Linked DNA regions of Homo sapiens: region 2 is linked to region 1. The links are chromatin loops, found by intact Hi-C in ENCODE. Cell type or tissue: Caco-2. All regions are shown on one strand.

Region 1 (8,000 bases):
GTCAATCTATACTATCAATAGACTACCAATCACGAGAAGATTCATTAAAAAACCCATGTTGTGCAGCATTCAGGTTGCTTCATGCTGCTATATAATAACCTCTGATGGAATATTCAGATGGAAAACAAGATTCCTAAAGAAAACATATGTTTTATATGGAGAAAGTTTTACCTGATTCGCTTTACCCTTCTCCCCAGGCTCCAGACTCACTTTCACAACTGCTTGCTAAACCTCTCCTTTATTCTTGCCTCCCATGTCTACTAGCTGCAAACTTTTACCAATGTTACCTACACAAGATCATTTAGACCCACCTATTTTATCATCATCACCCTATTTCATGCCATTTTTTATCTTACTCCAAGGCTCTTCTAACAGCCCCCAAACTGGATGCCTCCATACCCAGTCTGGAATATTCTATGCACAGGAGATAATGGCTTTCCATGAGATTGCCTCAAACACAGGCTCTAGATGACCCACTGAGGTAGGCCAAACTCTGTGAAAAGATGTTCAAAGCCAGATTTGGTCCCAAATACCTTTACAGTTATTTCTCCACGCTTAATCTCTCTATCCTCTGGCAACCAAACTAGACTGACTCCGCCCTGTTTCTAAACAGAATTTTTCCCATTGGTCACTTGCTCATTCTCCCCTGATCCAGGCCCCGTTTGTTATTTTTGCATGTTGAAATCCCATGTATCCTGTAAATTACTGCTCAGTCTTTAGAGCTTTTTCTGATACACCCAATTAGATGGAAAAATCTCTCCTTTACATTCTTAAATACTTTTTTACATTTCTGTAAAATTAGCATTTTGATTTATTATTAGCATTTATATACTTCAATGAGATTATAAACTCTTTGAGAGAAGCTATTGTATTTTACTTGCCTTTCCACTAACATTGCTTTTTACAAAGTAAAGAGCTCAATATATATTAGAATTGAGATGAATTAAATTTGACATATTTCTCTGATTTGGCTTCTACTTGCATGTAACTTTTTTTGAGTTCCATGTGTTGTCTTGAGAAACAGTATTTTCATTATACAAATTTTAAAATAAATATAGAATGTGACATTTTCTCTCCTTTCTCTCTTTCAATGATGATATGTTTTCAAAGATGTTAATTCCTGTGGGGGTAAAATTTTCATGGTGTTCCTGGAAGCCAAAGTTTTTTGAAAGAAGTTCCAAACATGCAATTGTCTGTCTCTACAACTGGAAGTAGATTTGAGGCTCAGCAGGGTGTTATCACAATTTTTTAAGAGATGATATATTTGAAACAAAATATTTAAGTTATAATAGTCTGGTGCAAAAAACAATTCCTTTTTCTTTCCCTACAGCCATCATGTATAACACTCTTCTTATTTCTGATACCTTACAAATTTCCTGCATTGGCATTAAAGAAATGTGTCTTAATACACATCATCTTGCCCTCCTGGAGAAATAGACTGAATTTGTCTAGGTGTTCTAAGAAAGCATACTGTGTATTTGGCCTATTTGTGGCATAAGTAGAAAACTACCACGTACAGACGCTGCTATTGTTACCTTCGAAAAAAAGAAAAAAGAAAGACATAAAAGAAAGAAAAAAGACTGTTTTAAAATTTACTTGGACTGTGAATGCATGGGTTCCATTTCCTGAAGTGTAGAGTGAATATAGACAGTTAAATAAATAATGAAAGTTACAGTAAAACCTGTGTCCCGCTAATACTCTCTTGATATTAAACAAGGGCAGTTTTGTCTTTAAAATACTAACCCGTTTCTTCTTATAACATTCAATCTCTTCTAGGAATTTCAACTGCTTTTGAACTTATAGATTGTTTCAGATTATTCACAGTAAGTGGCCTGTTTCTCCTGGAGTTTCTTTGAATTGAGAAGCCCCCCAGGGATGCCAGAGGAGAAGGGAAAGGAAACAAACCTGACTCACCACCGTCTAGTTAGGTTACAGTTTAAAGTGAGTAACGAAGCTGTGTGACCAGCAGCGTGACCTTCAGCTGGTAAGTGCTCCTCGTGGATTTACAGTTAGGAGCCTTTTAATTCATGTTCTAGTCTTGTCCAATATAGGACTTAATTAATCCCTCTGTCTTTTTGCAGCCTAACTTGGAACAATAAAATGAAACAACTTCTGGAGATGCTATATGGCTTTAATTCCATAGATCCATGGTTTGCTAAATCTCAACATTCAAATATATTAATGTTAACCTCTCTGATTGATACTGTTTTTTGGGGTGGTGATTATTTTTATATATGTCTATACAAATCTGGTGTTATTGTCTGTATAACTTTTATTAATTCATGCTATTTTCACTCTGACATGGTCTCACTATTTTAAAAGGGAAAGTGCTGAAGAGTTTAGAATAATGTTTTTTTCCCCTTGGCTCACAATAAAACCAATGTGAAAGAAGGGATACAATCTTGCCCTAAATAATTATATTGGCTAAGGTCCAGTTAGGTGAAGAATATTAGTTCCTAATCATTCAAATGGCAAGAATTTCTTCTTCACTCAGCTGCACAGGCTGGAGTTCAGTTTCCTTGGAAGGGAATTTGTATTAGTATCATGTTTTAGGAGCATCCATTATTTTCAGATAGAATTACCTGAATGTAAATAATTCCAATGGAGAGACAGAAAAATAGCAATGTATGAATACTGAAGTTTAGGAATAGTCAATCTCCATTTTCTCTGGATTCGGTAACAATCTATGCTTATGATCAGTATACCTCAAGGGAGATTAGTAATATTTATTGAACTTTCAAAGTGCTTGGGAGTGATGGTCAGAGGAGAAGCTGAGAACATGATTCCTGCATTCGAGTGTCTTTCTTAAAAAAATATAAGATCTGTTGAGGTTGCTCCACGTATTTTCATTCGATATGATAGTGTCCTAGAAAGCTATATGTAAATTTATGGTTCTGCAGATTAAATCTGGTTTTCTTATTTTGTTTCAACAAAATCTTCTTACCTGCTTTACATTTTTATTTGTCGGTCCAAGCAGATTCATTAAGGTTTGAGAATCCAGTGATAGAAAATTGTTGCAAAGTACATGAAACAAGTACTTCATCACAGTTCTCCCAGTTCTGAGAGGTATGGTGGGCTTAAAAAGAAATACAGACCTGTTCTCAGTTTGCTTCAGAAAACAATCTTGCACTAAGTAAACCACCCATTTCACATTTCTCAAATCCAGTGTTTGCTCAGTTTGTTTTGTTGACACTAGGCATAATCCTCTCCATGGGTAAGCTGTTGAGAAGTCCCTCTAGGTGAGCGAGCTGCTCCCTGCCATCTTCTAAGTGATTGCTTCTTCTCTTACTGCAGCTCACTGTGGCTGTGATCATGGCTCTCACCTCACCAAGAGAAACTGCCTGAGCTGTAGCAACCAAAGTTGGGACAGGAGTACAGTTAGTACCACTTTCCCCAAAAGATGGGACACCCACTATGGATTCATGAACTCCTCCTTATGTCAGAACGCAGATTATAAAACTGAATATCTTGTAAGGGCACCACGCTGTGTGCTAGGATGTAGATTCCTTCTCACTGACTCAGGGAGGACATTCTCTCTCTTTTTACTTATGATAAGAAAGGTATGCCTGGCCTATATTGCAAAACTTCCATGCCTGTATAAAGGGCATTCCCACTTTTTTCAGTTTAGTCTTCCACTGAGGGACAAAAGATTCTGAACAAGATCAAGGGGATAAGGCTGCACGGAATTCTCAAAGCTTCAGCTTTCACAAGTAGCACCTAAGGTTGCTGAATTCTATGTTAGTTTTATTTTTAATTTTTAAGGAACCTCTGTATTGTTTTCCATAATAATTGTATCAATATAAAATCTTACCAAGAGTGTACAAGGGTTCCCTTTTCTCTACATCCTAGTCCATACTTGTTGTCTTTTGTCTTTTTGAGAATAGCCATTTTAACAGATGACATAAAATCTCATTATGGTTTTGATTTGCAGTTTCCTGACGATTAGTGATGTGAAGAATTTTTATCATATACAGGGCCTCCTCGACTTATAATGGAATTCTCTTCCGATAAATTCGTCGTAAGTTGAAAATATTGTGACTTGAAAATGCTTTTAATACATGTAATCTGCCAGACATCATAGCTTAGCTTCGTCTACCTTAAATGTGATCAGAACACTGACGTTAGCCTTCAGTTGGGCAAAATTATTTAACACAAAGCTTATTTTATAATAAAGTTATTATAAAGAATTTCACATCAAAATTCAAAATTCTAAGTACAGTCTCTACTGAATGTGTATTGCTTTTGTACCATCATAAAGTTGAAAAATCAAAAGTTGAACCATTGCAAGCTGGGACTGTCTTGCACTTGTTAGCCATTCGTATGCCTGTTTTTGAGAATTCTATATCCAGTTCATTTGCCTATTTTTTATAAAGTTACTTGTTTTCTTCCTATTGAGTTGAGTTTCTTATACGTTTTGAATGTTTACCTCTTATCAGATATGTGGTTTGCAATTATTTTCTCCCATTCTATTCTTCACTCTATTGATTGTTTTCTTTTCTGTGCAGAAGTTTTTATTTGGATGTAATTTCATTTGTCTATTTTTGCTTTTGTTAGCTGTGCTTTTGGGGTAATAACCAAATAAGCATTGCCAAGACCAATGTAATAAAGATTTTCCCCTATGTTTTCTTCTAGTAGTTTTAAAGCTTCAGATCTTATGTTTAAGTCTTTAATTCATTTGGAGTTATTTTTTGTATGTGGTGTGAGATAAGGGTTTAATTTCATTCTTCTGCATGTGAATATCCAGTGTTTCAACTGCATTTGTTGAAGAGACTATCATTTCCCCATTGTGCATTCTTGGTAAATTTGTCAACAATCAATTGACAATAAGTGTGTGGATTTATTTCTGGAGTCTCTATTCTGTTGCATTGGCCTTTATATCTGCTTTTATGTCAGTATTATACTGTTTTGTTACTGTAGCTTTTTAGTACCGTTTGAGATCAGGCTGTGTCACTCCTCCAGTTTTGTTCTTCTTGCTCAAAATCGCTTAGGCTATTTGGGGTCTTTTGTGGTTCTGTATGAATTTCAGAATTGTTTTTCTATTTCTGTGGAAAATGCCATTGGAATTTTGATAAGATTGCATTCAATCTGTAGATGATTTGGAGTAGTATGAACATTTTATATATTAATTCTGCCAATCCATGAACATAAAATATCTTTCCATTTACTTGTGTCTTTCTTTAATTTCTTTCATCAGCATTTTATAGTTTTCAGTATACAGATCTTTTACCTCTTTGGAAAAATTTTATTCCTATGTATTTTATTATTTTTGATGCTATTGTAAATAGATTTTTCTTAATTTCTTTTTCAAATAGTTTGTTTTTAGTGAATAAAACCACAGACAATTTTTGTATGTTGATTCTGTACCCTGCAACTTAACTGAATTCATTTATCAGTTCTAAGAGTTTTCAGATGGAGTCTTTAGAGTTTTCTATATTTAAGATCATGTCATCTGCAGACAGAGACAATTTTACTTCTTTCTTTCCAATTTGGATGCCTTTATTTCTCTATGTTGCCTAATTGCTCAGTCTAGGACTTCCAGTGCTATGCTAAATAGAAGTGCAAGAGTAAGCATCTTTGTCTTGCCCCTGGTCTTATAGGAAAAGCTTTCAGGTTTCAGCTTTTACCATTGAGTATACTGTTAGTAGTGGGCTTTTCATATATGGCCTTCATAATGCTGAGTATATAGAAGGAATAATGTATATTTCTTCTATACCTAATTTGTTGAGAGTTTTTTTTAATCATGAAAACATGTTGAGTTTTGTCAAATCATGCTTTTTCTGCATCTGTTAAGATTATCATGTTTTTTATCCTCCTCCTGGCAATGTGGTACATTACATTTATTGATTTCAACTTGTTGAACTATCCTTGCATCTCAGGGATAAATTGCATATGATCATGGTGTATGATCCTTTCAATGTGCTATTGCATTTGATTTGCTAGTATTTTGTTGAGGATTTTTGTTCTAATGTTCATCAGGAATATGGACCTGTAAATTTTTTAGCTTGTAGTGTTCTCCTCTAGCTTTGGTATCAGGGTAATGCTGGCCTGATAAAATGAGTTTGAAAGTGCTTCCTCTTCTTCAACTTTTTGGAAGAATTTGAGAAGCATTGGCATTATTCCTTCTTTAAATATTTATTAGAATTAATTAGTGAAGCTATCAGGTCCTGGGTTTTTCTTTGTTGGGAGGTTTTTGGATACAGATTCAATTTCCATACTCATTATTGGTTTGTTCAGATTTTCTATTTCTTCATGATTAGGTCTTTGTAGGTTGTATGTTTCTAGGAATGTATTCATTTCTTCTAGATCACTGTGTTCTTCAGAATTTTTGTTAGAGTCTTGATTATGGTTTCAATATCTTTGAATTTTTCATTTTGTTCATGTGTTGTTTTCCTTAGTCTCTTTAGTCATTTGTCTGTGTTCTCTTACAGCTCACTGAGCTTCTCTAAAATGATTACTTTAAATTACTTGTCAGGCAGTTTATAGATCTTCATTTCTTTTGAGTTGGGTATTTGTGCTTTATTCCATTATTTTTGTAGTATCATGTTTCTCTGCTTATTTGAGATTCTTGTGGGCTTGCATTGGTGTCTGTGCATTTTAAGAAGTAGGCACCTCTTCTAGTCTTTGCAGACAGACTTCAATAAGGAAAGCCCTTCACCAATCATTCAATTCAGAGATTCCATCTACAAAATACAAGCAAATCAAATGCAGGGTCCACCCATAGGCACATGCTGCTGGAATCCTTGGACTGTGGCTTGGTGCATGGGTCAATGGGCAGGTGGGCCTGGTGCCTGGATCCACAGAGGCCAGCCTGGCACCTGGGTTGTTGGAGATGTCCTGGAACCTGGGTCTGTGGGGGCTGTCTAGAGCCTGGAGTTGTGGGGACTGGCTGGGAATTGGGGTGGGCCTGGAGCCTGGGGCCACAGGTTTCAGCCTGGCACTAGGGTTCTCTGGGGCAGACCTGGTAAGATTAAGATAGTGTGTAGAAAAGCTGGATATTATTTTACTCTCCTTCCCCGAATGGAGGGCATGTCAGTCCACACTGTATGGGCTTGGGTTGGGGGAGGAATTACATGAGTAATGTAAAACTGTCCTTTCTACCTCTTCAATGTATCTTTTCTTATTTCTGTGTTCCACCCATCTGCTGTAACCACTGTCCTGAATTCCTTAGCTCTTGTGAAGGTATTTTTATATGTGAATGGTTGTTCAGATTGATGTTTCTGTGAGAGGAAGAGCATTGGAAATTCCCATTCCACCATCTTGCTGTAGTCACTCTCCCAGTTACAATGAACTTTTTGAAGGGAGAATAATTTGATCACTTGCAGAAACCATCTACAGCAACCTTTCAGCGATATATTTATAAAGTATCTGTCACCTGGAAGTTGCATAATCAGAGAAAGAGACTGATCCAAGAAGTAAATGAAGCAGATGATAGAATCAGCAGAGGGAAGGGATGTGATGAGAAGAGTAAAGTTTCAAAATTGACTCAAAACCACACTAAAAAGTTAACTCAAAGTGGATCATAGACACAAACATAAAACCTAAAACTACAAAAATTCTAGAAGAAAACATTAGAGAATTTTTTGTGACCTTGAGTTAAGCAAAGATTCCTTAGGATATAAACATCACAAATCATAAATGAAAAATTTATAAATTAGATTTCATCTAAATTAAAGTCTTTTGTTCTTTTTGAAAGACATTGTTGAGAAAATGAAAAGTCAAACCACAGACTGGGGGAAAATGTTTAAAAATCATGTATTCAATAAAGAACCGAAATCTAGAATACAGAGTTCTTAAATCCTAATAATAAGAAGGCAAACAGCTCAATTTCGTTAAATGTGCAAAAGATTAGAATAAATATTTCCCCAAGGAAAACATGCCAATGGAAAAATGTACATGAAATTATGCCCAATGTCATTATTCATTGCAGAAATTTAAAACACAATGGCATACTACTACACACCAGTTGAAATGGCTAAATTATTAATAAAGAATGACCATAC
Region 2 (8,000 bases), 82 kb before region 1:
CCCCTCCCCGTCCTGGCCCCTGGAAACTACCAATCTACTTTCTATTTCTATGGGTTTGTCTAGTCCGGATTCCTCAGTTAAATAGAATCATATGACATGTGGCCTTTTGCGTCTGTCTTCTTTCATTTGGCATAATGTTTTCAAGGTTCATCCATGTTATAATACATATCAGTACTTCATTCCTTTTTATGGCTGAAAAATATTCTATTGTAGGGATAAACCACATTTTGTTTATTCACTCAATTGATAGACATTTGGGCTGTTTTTACTTTTAAAATTATGAATAATGGTGCTATAAACCTTAATGTACAACTTTCTGTGTGGACATATTTTTATTTATCTTGGGTAGATACCTAGGAGTGGAATTACTGAGTTATATGGTAACTATGTTTAACTTTTTTGAGAAACTGCCAAACTGTTTTCCAAAGTGGCTACATCATTTTATATTCCCACCAGCAATGTATGAGAATTCCAGTTTCTCCACATCCTTGTCAACACTTGTCATTGTCTGTCTCTCTGATTATAGCCATGCTAATGGGTATGAACCTCATTGAGGTTTTCATTTGCATTTCACTAATGAATAATGATGTTGAGCATCTTTTTATTTATTGGTTATTTGTACAACTTCTTTGGAGAAATGTCCATTGAAATCCTTTGTTCCTTTTTAAATTTTTTTTAAATTGTTGAGTTGTGTAAGTACTTTATGTATTCTGGATACCAGTTTCTTATCAGATACATGATTTATAAATACTTTCCCCCATTCTGTGGGTTGTTTTTTCACTTTCTTGATGGTTTACTTTGAAGCACAGAAGTTTTTAATTTTGATGAAGTCTAATTCATCTTTTTTTTCCCTTGTTACCTGTGTTTTTGGTCTTATGTCTAAGAAACAATTGCCTAATCCAAGGTCATAAAGATTTATGCCTATGCTTTCTTCTAAAAGTTGTGTACTTTTAGCTCTTACATTTTGGCCTTTGATTCATTTTGAGTTCATTTTTGTATATGGTGTGATGTATTCTCAAACCATTTTGATTGATCTACATTGCTGTATTTTGAATGATCTTCATCTTAAACACTGATTTCTCTCATAAAATTGTGAAGGTTATATTATTTTACTGTCAGTTAACACATGTGTTTTTCTATCTAATAATCAATATATTTTCCTCTGTCCTTAAAAATATAGAGGACAGCAACTCCGTATTTTTTAAGCTTTCTCTTTTTCCATTTTTCTTTTAGGGCTATGTACTAGATAGTAAGCCTGACCTTGCTATGTTTCTTAGTTCAATTAGGGGAAATGCTCATTTAAATTTTAAATAGCTCTCTTAGTACTCGATTGTAAGACAGATGTGATAATATTTTTAGAACCCAGCTTCAGAAGACAGTTATACACATTTTATTTTCCGGATACAGAGGTTATTTGTATACCTATACAAGTCAAATAATTAAAGTCAAACCTCCTTTAATCGTGGTAGATGAGAAGGATGAATAGACAGGGTCATTAGTGTCTGATTCAGGAAATCCTTGAAGATGTTTAAATGAGTGATTTTAAATTAACTGTTTTACCATAGCTACATAAAAATGGCTTTGTGGAAATAATTTCCTTTAGCAAAAATACTTTTTTCCAAATTTTTTAATAAAGATCTTTTTAAATGACTATTATATTCAATCAAGTGGATGGATATACCATACTGTATTAATTTTTTTTGTTTCAAAATCCTATCCTTTAAGTGGATTCTAAATGGATTTATCATATCCTGTACAATATACCTAACATTTGGGTTAGCTCTAGCCAAGCTTATTGACTAGAGCTATGAAAGTGTTAGTTTTTCTCTTTCTCTTGTGGCCAACTTTTAATGCTCCTTATAATAAGTAACTATTAAATACCCAAAAGATATTCAGTTGTGTTAAAAGAGCCATTTATAAACATTTATTTCTCTAAATGTAAGTTTCTATATAGTTTCATTTAAGTCATTTATATTCTTACTTTCCAGAGTGAATTAACCAAATGAAAAAATTCTATTAAAATTGGCCTTTTAGCCTAAAAGAACAAAAAATGACTTGTGTACTTGGCAAAAGGACAGAGATATTGTTTATCTGGACAAGGCAGCAACCAGTGAATGTAAAATAATGATTTTTTTGAAAACTGCCTCAACATACCATTGAGTATTCTCACACACTTTCTGGTGGGCTCTTCTGTGGCTCTGGTCTTCACACTGGCCTTTGGTCCACAATGCAAATCATAGGTGTTGGGACAGGTCGCTATGTGAAACTATTCCCGTAGAAAGAAAGCAATGCAGCTTCCTAATACAAGGGAAAAAAAGAGCAAAGAAATACTTAAGCTCTCAACTTAAAATATGCAAGACATTTGCTTATTTGCTTTGTCAATATTAGAGAATTTCTTGTTACAGGATATTAGCTGAGGTTGAGAGGCCTTAAAAGTCCCAAGTAAGATATTAAAAACAGTTAACATTTAAGAATCATTGAGAGTCCTTTTCCCTATTTTTTAAGGCATATGCTAATCATCAGTTGAAATCAGGTATTTCCTCTCATGGAGTACTATTCCATAGTTAAGTAAAAGATAGGGTTTCCTTTGAAGTATCTGATCACTGCTTGTTGTAGGGGAACTGACAAGGAAGGGCATTCATTATGTTTTTTTAACCATATAGAAACTTGATTTAACAGTTTATAAGGATGACATTTATTTTAAGCTATTGCATTGAATATAATATTTCCCTAGGACTGTATTTTCATTTACTCTTAGTATATTACCCATTATTTTATTTAGTCATGAAACTCACTTATTTAATTCAAATGCTTTCATTTGCTCAATAAGTTTGCTCAGTAAGAATTAATTGAGTAGTAACCAGCACCAGGCACTGGGATCCATAACACTCTCCAGGAGAGAGACCAGTGGGTTATTTTTGGGCTTAATATGCTAATGGGTTGGGGGTACAAGGAGCCACTGTATTCAAAACAGAATTGTGTGTTGCTTCTTGAGGCAGGGAGGATACTGTATGTATCTTTGTATCTCCAGTTATATTTTAGGCACCCAAGTACATTTTTTTGAATTGAATTGAGTAGAATCATATAGTGTTTGTCTTGGAAATGTATATCAAAGATCATTTAGTGTCTAGTCTAAGAGGTTCGTAGAAGTGTCCAGAGATTGCCAAAAGGCGGGATGAGAAGGCAGATTTCTAAGAGTCCCCAACTTATATTTTAATTAGTATAGCCTCCATTTTATTTACTAGGCACCTGTATAACATTTTGGTTTTTATTAAGATGTATCTACTACTAAAGAAATTTAGAAAACCACTGATAATTCAATTGCCTCATTTTACATTAAAATTTCTGTAATTTTACAAATAAGGCAAATCTATTTTTCAGCATACTGTATCAGTTACACATTATTTAATCTTTTAAACAACAGATATAGTTCAGATCACGTCCTCTGCCCTTAATTCCTTTTTTTTTTTTTTTGGTAGCTGTTTAAAAAAGAAATGGGGGAGTGTGACAGCCTAAAAATAATTTTCTCAAGAAATGATGAAGCAATAGAGTACAAAAGCCTTTGAAGATCTCTAGCAAGCTATGTCAGTGTCTGTAATGTGAAACTGCTTGAGGTCTCTTCAATGCTGTGTGCCCTCACACTGTGAATGAATTCATTAAAACAATGCAGAATTCATCTGGGGCAAAAAAATAAGGAAACTAATTTTTACATGGCTACGGAGTGAGGATAAGATTCTCTCTTAATTTCCTTGGCCTAATGGAGAACACATACATATGCTATCAGCTCATCTCTATCATTAAAAATAAGTTAGAAATGAGAACATGCACAATCATATCAAGGCTTGTCGATTTAAAAAATCCACCCAAGAAAGATGTTTTGGAGATTACTGAGACTCTCAGCTCCCATCAAAGGTGAAAGGAGATTCAGAGAGCAAAGCATCAGTTAATGTTGAGATCTTTATTATAAAGCAAAGCAAAATTGCCTCCTGCAGGTAACTTGGTGTTGATACCTGCAGAAAGAGAGTGCTTCCAGATGACTGATCTGATCGTGTGTCATACACTTAAACCTAGGTAGTCCAGGCTTAAGTCAACAAGACTGATTGAAAACTTTGAGGGCCATGAAATGACGACACTGTCATGAAAGATGTGTCTCTTTGCAAGCAGAAAATTACAGAAAGCACTAAAAATAAGCATTTTTTTTTCCTACAACTGAGATTGTGGAACTTTTTTAACTCCAGAGAATGGAATGCAACTCTCTGGTGGACTTTTGTCTTCTATTTTCAAAAGCGTTTCTTACAGCTGAAAATTTCAAAGGCACAGTTGAGACTAAATGTTATTTACAAATTCCAGAAGTCTACGAACTTCCTTTTCTTCATAAAATGGTCATATCAACCCCAGCTGAATATTTTGAGTTCATGTGTCTATCAAAAATGTAGTGAACTAAATGCCTACGAAGTCAGCTGAGGCCACATGATTACTGAAAAACACGATACAAAAAGTGAAGAAATGAAGGCAGTCCTCATGGTCCCTTGCGCAGTGGCAGGCCTATCACACCATTTTAGTGTTTAAATGCCAACATGATGAAGCAGCTAAAAGCAAAGGTCATTAGTCTTCCGTGGATATGAGAAAAATGGCTATAAAAGTAGCAAGGAAGGAGTAGACAGGCAGTGAGCGAAAGCACAGCAGGTTGCAAAAGTAGAGTTAGAGAGTAGTTAAGGCAAGATGGGGAGAGGTTGAGAGGGTGGAGAATGGATGCCTGGCCAACGACAGAGAAGTAGAGTCACAAAAATAAGGGATCAGCATATAGAAGCCACCAAACATTTACTGAAATGGAATTGAGTAACATTAGTAATAGGTAGTAGGAGACAGAGATGAGTTGGTGTAGACCCTTTCTTTCCTTTTTCTGCATTCCATCACAGTAAAAAGTAAAATGATATGATTAAATTGTTTTTCTAATGAAAAAGAAATGACCACTCATGACAGCTCTTTGCTGAGTGTCTAAAATGCGTGCTATACGTATCTTGGTAACAAAGTATATTTTGTCCTTATCCCTTAAATATGTTATAATTCTAGTTGTACTTATTACATAAATTCCCTAAGGGACAATTCACCTTTGGTTGCAGAGATGTAATCTTTGTATTTCTTATAACAATTTTTCTGAGTTTTATTTTGTGACCTTTTCTCAGATGACCATTTTGAAAAATAAATTTTTGATTTTTTGTCAATGTGAAATACTTGGTGTACTCTAAAAAGACACATAGGCTTATAACAAAGCTTAAATAAAACCAAGCAAAATGTTACTACTATGCTCTTTCAAACTCTGCTTTCTACAACGGCAACCACTTTCAACAGAGGCTTTATCTCTCTATTTCCAGATACTGTGTCTGTATGACAGTGCACTTCTCTTACACACCCCCCCCCCACACACATTTCCCTAGAATGGTAACGGGCAGTTTTTCTAATATGAACTATAGACTTTAAAGCTCTTGCTAAGTGTGTTCTGCTGAACAACTAGAACACTTTTCTCATTTCTGCAAGAGTGCCCATGATTTGTGGCACTGGCCCAAGCAAATCCAAAAATCAGCTTTAGCAGAATATAAAGCTCACAAACCTGGACCTAGACTCAGTCTCCAGCTTTTCTGGGAGAAATTTTACATACTCCTTGGTAATTTGGATGGCGTTATTGTTATTCAGAGTTCATTCTTCTAATTTGAGTCACATCTGTGACTGCTTAGCTGAACTGGGAGCCTCAGCATTAAGCTCTATCTTCATTTGCTCAGGGGACACATGGTGTGTGTGGGAGCCATCATGCTTTGTTTTTACAAATCAAACTCTTAATTAATTACTGAACATACTGCAATTCACTAATCAAGCTGTATTTTTTTTCAGACATTTCTGACTGGTAAATATCTAGTCATCTGGCTTTGCAATATATCCTCTTGTCCTTGCTTTAGACAAAAATGGTGGGAGTCATTGGAAATGTTTCTTTGTATATGTGATTTGTTCATTGTCATGCATGAACTTGGAAGAAAACAATTTCTCATTGAACTTTGTATTTGTTTAGGCTACATTGAGAGACAGTGTTTTTGAGTCAGAAGAAGTATTAATTGCAAAATTGTAAAGACTTGGGTTCAAATTCTGGCTTTGTCATTTCTAATTGATTGAACTTTAAAGTTTCCTATTTGTAAAACGTGTTTTGAAAATTAAATGAGAAAAAACACATACAGCACTCACTACTGTGCTTGGCATCTAGCCAGGAGTGAAGTTGCTAATCATTCATTCCTTTACTCCAACGAATACTTACGGAACACCAACAATTTCCTAGGCCCTTGGGCATGGAGGAAATAATGGCGGGCCAGGTAGACATAGCATCTCATCACATGAGGCTTACACTCTGGAGGGGAAGGGTCCTAATAAACCAGAAATAAATAAATAAGCTAAATATTTGCATGTATATTATAATCTCTCTCTATTTTGTTTTCTGGATCATTGTGTACCTATCTCATTTTGCCTGTAGATGGAAAGATGAGCAGTATCTTACACCCTCTTCTGTGTCAATATCACCATTGCGTATATTAGGAAACATATATCTATTGAATAAATAAAGGAACAAATGTAAGAAAATCTCTAGGCTGTCTATATATTTAGAATGGTTTATGCCTATAAAATTGTTTTATAGGAATATTTTATTAAGCATATGATTTACAAAATTTAAAAACTTCTTGAGATGTAAAGAGGCAGTGTAGTGCAAAGGTTAAGAATAATGAGTGCCCTGCACCCAGATGTCCCGAGTTCAAATTGAAGTAAAACTGGTTACTAGCAGTATGACTTACCCTCTCTGTGCCTCAGTTCCCCCACAAGTAAATATGAATAACAAATATCTATGTAACATAGTTCTCATGCAGATCAAAGCAGTTATTTCACGCAGAGCACTTGGAACAATGTCTGGTTCATGGCAAGCACTTAATATGTAAACATTAGTTATTTTTCTTTAACTGAGAACTATTTTTCAAATAGGGATCTATAACCAAATGGGAGTTCTTGGGAATATACCCAGGAATCTTCAATTCTGTATACAAAGTTTATATTTTGCATTTTCATTTTGATGAAAAATTTCTAAATATTAAAATTAGCTTATTTTGGAATATCTACTAAGCAATTTCAGTGACCATATTTGTACTTGCACTTAAAGTTGCTTTAGGTGATCACCTGACATGACCATGTTTAACTTTTAGTTTCTCAATCTGGGATTCCATATATTCTTGGGAGTTTACAAATTTTCAAGACAGAAAAATATTATTTTAGAACATTCAGCATATATGTGTTATAGGTCATAATAGAAATGTTCATGATGCAAAATTATCTGTTATTCAACACATATTTACTGTGGTCATCATTAGTGCTGTCTGCCAATTGTTTTGAACTCTCTGTCTTCAGGTCACATGGTAGGATGTCACTTCTTAGCCTTGTTTGAGTTTAGATGGTAAGGATATCAGGGGGCTGGCCAATGAGTGGTGAGCAAAATGGACACGTTATTTCTGTACTAAAGTGTTTCAATGCTGATGTAAGACCTCCTAGAACCTATGTTTTAAGTTTTAGCTGTTCATTGGCTGCAACCTTGAGCCTCCCTGCCAACTTAAGTTGGGTATGCAGCATTTGTGAGAAGTAATCCCTCCGCTGACTTAACCTATCATGGTTTACATGTTGTTTTTCACCATTACACCCTGACTGGTATGTACCTTTATTTCACCTACTGTGTTCAAAACATGTTGATGTGTTGTATAAATCAGAAGTAATCCAGTTTCCTAGTGCAGCCTTCTCCTCTCAGTGTATGCCCTGCCAAATAATATTTTAAGGACTAAGTTAATGTGAGCCCTCTTGTCTGAAACTACCACTAGTAATTCCATCAAGTTCATGTTATTCTCTCTGATAAATGAGAAGAATAATAAAACACCTACAATCTCTACACTTCTCACCAGATGGTAAGTAAACAATAAGAA

Evidence for each region. A loop is a pair of places that touch in the nucleus more often than their neighbours do. Peaks named below come from ENCODE experiments on the same cell type or tissue, not always from the same donor. Only the 100,000 strongest peaks of a DNase experiment are listed, where the experiment ranks them.
Region 2: a loop joins it to region 1, with 1.9 times the contacts of the local background. A loop is called at or near these places in 2 of 110 quality-filtered maps.

The regions. Positions count from the first base shown.
Region 1 is chr12:24,611,587-24,619,586 of GRCh38, reverse strand. It overlaps LOC105369698 (a long non-coding RNA gene), which reads left to right. Exons shown (of 3, transcript XR_001749046.2): 2 at 1,777-1,984; 3 at 2,082-4,230. Among named protein-coding and RNA genes, the nearest start is that of LINC00477, 31 kb to the right of the region's middle. In Caco-2, no CTCF peak of the experiment used is centred here; DNase peaks (open chromatin) are centred at 3,386 and 3,476; H3K4me3 peaks cover 595 bases.
Region 2 is chr12:24,693,556-24,701,555 of GRCh38, reverse strand. All of the region lies in intron 1 of LOC105369698 (a long non-coding RNA gene), which reads left to right. Among named protein-coding and RNA genes, the nearest start is that of LINC00477, 110 kb to the right of the region's middle. In Caco-2, no CTCF peak of the experiment used is centred here; no DNase peak of the experiment used is centred here.